Linked DNA regions of Homo sapiens: region 2 is linked to region 1. Evidence: read pairs that join two places in POLR2A ChIA-PET (ENCODE). Cell type or tissue: Panc1. All regions are shown on one strand. Links, peaks and the distances in the headings refer to the core of each region. The heading gives the core; the rest is flanking DNA.

Region 1 (2,904 bases), core at 132-2,631:
GATTGCTTGAGCCCAGGAGGTCAAGGCTGCAATAAGCCAAGATTGTACCACTGCACTCCAACCTGGATGACACAACGGGACCCTATCTCAAAGATAAAAAAAAATAACAATTTTTAAAAAGTAACCCTCATTTTGTCCTTTAAACAACTTTGTCTGTTCCATAGCTTGGTTGATACTTGATCATCAAAAAGAACCAACCTTTGTCTATCCAGGTGTGGTGGCACGTGCCTGCAGTCCCAGCTACTCAGGAGGCTGAGGCGAGAAGATCACTTGAGCCCAGGAGTTCAAGGCTTCACGGAGCTATGATTGTGCCACCGCACTGCAGCCTGGGCGACAGGGGGAACTTGTTTCAAAAAACAAAACAAAAGCTTTTGTCTTCCTTTACCTCCCTGAATATGCAGTAGTTTGCTATGACAAATGTATTCCCATGGTAATGCTCTATTCCCGACTAAATATCTTTTTCTTCTAGGGAGCCTCTCTCTGTTATTTAGGTTGACATATATGGTGTCAGAAATGGGACCTGAAAAAGATTAGTACTGGAAGAAATCGGTGATTCTTGGAACTGGTGTACAGTATTCACTAGAGCCCTTTGAGCGCACTGCTTCCATGGCTCCCCTTTTCTGCCCTGGTGAGTCTTCTCTCAGGTTGAGCCTCCCTCTTTTTGGTAGAGGCTTTTTTGTTTTGTTTTGTTTTAGAGACAGGGTCTCACTCTATCCCCTAGACTGGAATATAATGGCACAATCATAGCTCACTGCAGCCTTGAACTCCTGGGCTCAAGTGATCCTCCTGCCTCAGCCTCCCAAGTAGCTGGGACTATAGACGTGCCACCACACCCACCTAATTTTTTTTTTTTTTTTTTTTTTTGTAGAAGCAGGGACTTGCTATGTTGCCCAAGCTGGTCTTGAACTCCTGGCCTCAAGTGATCCGCCCTCCTCAGGCTCCCAAAGTGCTGGGATTACAGGCGTGAGCCACATGCCTGGCCAAAAGTGTGCGCTTTTTTTTTTTTTTTTTTTTTTTGACGGAATCTCAGTCTTTCTCCCAGGCTGGAGTGCAGTGGTGCAGTCTCTGCTCACTGCAAGCTCTGTCTCCCGGGTTCACGCCATTCTCCTGCCTCAGCCTCCCGAGTAGGTGGGACTACAGGTGCCCGCCACCATGCCTGGCTAATTTTTTTGTATTTTTAGTAGAGACGGGGTTTCACTGTGTTAGCCAAGATGGTCTCAATCTCCTGACCTCGTGATCCGCCCACCTCGGCCTCCCAAAGTGCTGGAATTACAGGCGTGAGCCACCACACCTGGCCAAAAAATGTGTTCTTTATTGAAAATAAAAGAATAATTTTGTTTAATTTGGAGATTATGTAAGTTTTTTGAAAATATGGGCTGGCTGGGCGCGGTGGCTCACGCCTGTAATCCCAGCACTTTGGGAGGCTGAGGCGGGCAGATCACCTGAGGTCAGGAGTTTGAGACCAGCCTGGCCAGCATGATGAAACCCCATCTTTACTAAAAATACAAAAATTAGCTGGGCGTGGTGGCACGTGCCTATAGTCCCAGCTACATGGAAAGCTGAGGCAGGAGAATCACTTGAACCTAGGAGGAGGAGCTTGCAGTGAGCCGAGATTGCGCTAATGCACTCCAGCCTGGGCGACAGAGCGAGACTCTGTCTCAAAAACAGAAAAGAAAAAAAAAAGAAAATATGGACTTATGAAGGAAATAGAAACAAGATAGTAAGAAAACCAATAACTGAGAGACAGAGATATGAAGGAAGTTATGGTTATGAAGATATATTTTTTAAAAGGAAAGTTGAAAAGAATAATTTTGTATGGGAAAGAGTCTCTGGTAAATTTATGTTCTAAAGTAAAATGATTGGTATTTAATGAAGAGGAAGTATAAGACAGGGCACAGAGTCAAAGCACATCATCAATGGTCTGAATAAGTCATGATGGTGTTCATGAAGGGAGAACTTATGAAAGGCATTTTGTGTGTCATCAAGTTGGCTATAATTAGAAGGGAATTATTTCTACGTCTTTCTAAAGATAGATTAAAAATACACTGATAGAAAACTAAAAAATTCATATCCCCTATGTTAAAACAACTAGGTTTTCTTTTTTCTTTTCTTTTTTTTTTTTGAGACGGAGTCTCGCTCCGTCGCCCAGGCTGGAGTGCAGTGGCACGATCTCAGCTCACTGCAAGCTCCACCTCCCAGGTTCACGCCATTCTCCTGCTTCAGCCTCCCGAGTAGCTGGGACTACAGGTGCCCACCACCACGCCCGGCTAATTTTTTCTATTTTTTAGTAGAGACCGGGTTTCACTGTGTTAGCCAGGATGGTCTCAATCTCCTGACCTCGTGATCCGCCTGCCTCGGCCTCCCAAAGTGCTGGGATTACAGGCGTGAGCCCCTGCCCCTGGCCCAGGTTTTCTTCTTCTTTTTTTTTTTTTTTTTCTCTGAGACAGAGTCTCGCTCTGTCACCCAGGCTGGGGTGCAGTGTCGCGATCTCGGCTCACTGCAACCTCCGCCTCCCAGGTTCAAGCAATTCTCCGTGTCTCAGCCTCCCGAGTAGCTTGGACTACAGGCACACTGCCACGCCCACCTAATTTTTGTTATTGTTGTTGTTGAGACAGAGTCTTGCTGTGTCGCCCAGGCTAGAGTGCAGTTGCGTGATCTCGGCTCACTGCAACCTCTGCCTCCCTGGTTCAAGCCATTCTCCTGCCTCAGCCTCCTGAGTAGCTGGGATTACAGGCGCACACCACCATGATTTTTAGTAGAGACAGGGTTTCACCATGTTGGTCAGGCTAGTCTCGAACTCCTGACCTCAGGTGATCTGCCCCCCTCGGCCTCCCAAAGGGCTGGGATTACAGGCATGAGCCACCTTGCCTGGCAGGTTTTCTTTTTCTTTTAAATTTGTATTTA
Region 2 (2,904 bases), core at 165-2,664, 80 kb after region 1:
ACTCCAGCCTGGGCAACAGTGTGAGCACCTGTCTCAAAACCAAAACAAAAACACACTCTTATTGAGCTCCTACTGTGTGCCAGAACCATGCTAGGTGCTGGGGACACAAAAGTGAGTGGGACAGACAAGTTTCCCTTACTGGGGAAGAAGACAGAACATCCAAAGGATAAAGAATGAGCAAGAGAATTCCAGACAGTGATGCGGGCACCAGGAATTAAATTGAAGTTGTGCTGGAGGGTGACTCCACAGTGTGGTCAAGGAGGGCTCTCTGAGGAGGGACCTGAAGCCCCGAGGAGGAGAAGCAGAAAAGAGGAGCAGGTGGGGAGACCTGGGGGTGGGCTGCAGGCTTCAGGCAAAGGCCTGTGGTAGGACTGAGCTTGCATTTGCACTTGCAGAGGAAGTGCGGGGAGCACCCCAGCCCAGGAGGTATCTGGCCCGAGGGGACCCTCTCAGCCTACCCCTGCCCCTCCCTGTCCCCGGAGGCTGAGGCTAAGAGGCAAGGTGCGGGCCAGGCTGGAGGAAATGGGGCCAAGACCCGTCTGGCCAGCAGACTCTCCTGGGACTGCTAATATCCCAAGTGCTGGTGACAAGACACAGCCCCGGGTGGCAGGGGGCTGGGGGCCTGAGACTCCGTAAACAGCCCTGGCTCGTAAAGCTGATCAAAGCAGCAGGCCTGTCCCAGCCCTGGCCACTTCCTGCAGGGCCCAGAGCCCTGGCCTGTGGGAGATCCTGGGAAGGGCCTCTCAGCAGAGGCTGCTTTGGGGTCTCTAGGCACTGGGGGCAGGGGCAGGGGCAGGGCCAGGTCCCCGAGCCTGTCCTGGCTTCGGTTTTCCCTCTTGTTTTGCAATGAAGACTGGCTGGAACCTCTGAGAAGCCTGTTTCACTGCATGTCTTTGACAAAAGCTTGGCCTCTGGAACCGGAGGTCTGGGGGTTTGAATCCCAGTCCTGCTACGGTGTGACCTCAGGCAGTGACACCCGCACCTCCCCTACCGCCCAAAACTGTCCTTAGCTCTAAAATGAGGATAATGATGGTACCTATTTCAACAGCCTTAGACTGTGAAATTTTATTGATATGATTTCTAATTATAGTTCATTAATTATCTAATGACAACAGTGACAGTAGCAGGCATCCTGGTGGAAAAGGCATCCCAGGTTGCAGGACTGGCTGAGGTTTGTGGAGCCAACGGCAAGGATTGTTGGGAAGGTCCCGGCTCCCATGTGCTCCTCCTGGGCCAGGTCTGGGCAAAGAGAGGCCCCGAGGTGGAGGATTTCCAGGCGGAGTGGAGGTTGCCAGGGCTACAGCCCCTGGCCTGACGTGAAGTAGCTTTTCCCAGGCCTGGCTCCAAGACCCCAGGGGTCTCACTCTCTCAAATCGGCCTGAGAAGATTTGAGGATGAAAACAGACCCAGGACTCGGCCAAGTCTCCCCTCCCTGTTACCCACTCAGCCTGGCCCCACCCTCTCACGCCCGGACTGTTGCGGTGGCCTCCTGGGCTCCCTGCCTCCCATTCAGTCCCCTTCGGTCCCCTTTTGGCCACAGAAGCTAAGTCAGACAGACCCTGTCCCTCTGCTCAGAGCCCTCCAGGGTTCCCACCCCACTCACAAAGCCTGAGCCCTCCCACAGCCCACAGGCCCAACCAGCCAAGGCGGAGTAGGCCTGTCACCTCCCAACGCCTCCCTGTCACTCACTGAGATACCGCCTCACCACGTAAAACCACCACGGCCCGCATGCCAGCTGCCTCTCCCGGCCTGGTGTTTTCATTTTCTTTAGCACTGGTTCCCTTCTGACGCCTGGTATAAAATCCCTGTTCATCTTCTCCGTCTCTGCCACAGGAGAGTCAGCACCATGAGGGCAGGGATTTTTGTTTTTGTTTTCTTCCATTTTGTTCCCAGCCATATCTATACCCAGTTCCTAAAACTGGAGGCACTTAATAGGTGTCTGTGGGAGGCAGGAACGGGTCCTCACCAGCTCTAGGGGCAGGTACTATCGTTATTTCCACTTTACGAAGGAGGAAGTGAAATTGAGCAAGACCTCACACAGCTGGGAAGCGGAAAGTCAGTGCCTTGATGATCATGATGATGATGATGATAACAACAGCTAAGATATATTAAGCACCTACTGTGTGCCAGGCACCGTTCTGGGTGCTGGAACAATAGCAAAAGAAAAACACCAGGTGCGGCCGGCAAGGTGGTGTGTGCTTATAATTCCAGCATTTTGAAAAGCCGAGGCAGGCAGATCACTTGAGCCCAGGAGTTTAAGACCAGCCTGGCCAACATGGTGAAACCCCGTCTCTACTAAAAATACAAAAATTAGGCTGGGCGCAATGGCTCACACCTGTAATCCCAGCACTTTGGGAGGCCGAGGAGGGAGGATTACCTAAGGTCGGGAGTTCGAGACCAGCCTGGCCAACATGGAGAAACCCCCATCTCTACTAAAAATACAAAATTAGCTGGGTGTGGTGGCGCATGCCTGTAATCCCAGCTACGAGGGAGGCTGAGGCCGGAGAATCGCTTGAACCTAGGAGGCGGAGGCTGCAGTGAGCTGAGATCGTGCCATCGCTCTGAGCGACAAGAGCAAAACTCCGTCTGAAAACAAAACAAAATAAAACAAAAAACAGCACGAAAATTAACCTGGTGTGGTGGCACATGCCTGTAATCCTAGCTGCTCAGGAGGCTGAGGCAGGAGAATTGCTTGAACCTGGGAGGCAGAGGCTGCAGTGAGCCAAGATTGTGCCAAGGAAGAAAAGGAAAAGAAGAAAAATACCAGGTGCATTGTAAGTACGTTACAGCAGATAACTCTTGGAATCCTCAGTGGGGCCCTCTGTGGAGGGGACTATTACTGTCCCCATTTCACAGATGTGGAAACAGAGGCCCAGAGGGATTAAGTAACCGGTCTCTAACAAC

What was found. ChIA-PET counts read pairs that join two places held together with the same protein. Peaks named below come from ENCODE experiments on the same cell type or tissue, not always from the same donor. Only the 100,000 strongest peaks of a DNase experiment are listed, where the experiment ranks them.
Region 2: POLR2A ChIA-PET joins it to region 1 with 11 read pairs; 8 of 35 experiments call an interaction of 5 or more read pairs at or near these places.

The regions. Positions count from the first base shown.
Region 1 is chr20:49,959,671-49,962,574 of GRCh38, forward strand. No RefSeq gene overlaps it. Among named protein-coding and RNA genes, the nearest start is that of SNAI1, 22 kb to the right of the region's middle. In Panc1, for the core only: no CTCF peak of the experiment used is centred there; no DNase peak of the experiment used is centred there.
Region 2 is chr20:50,039,672-50,042,575 of GRCh38, forward strand. TRERNA1 (translation regulatory long non-coding RNA 1) reads right to left here and starts at 1,958. Exons shown (of 2, transcript NR_051976.1): 1 at 1,706-1,958; 2 at 1,036-1,378. RefSeq lists an enhancer at 1,724-1,923. In Panc1, for the core only: no CTCF peak of the experiment used is centred there; no DNase peak of the experiment used is centred there.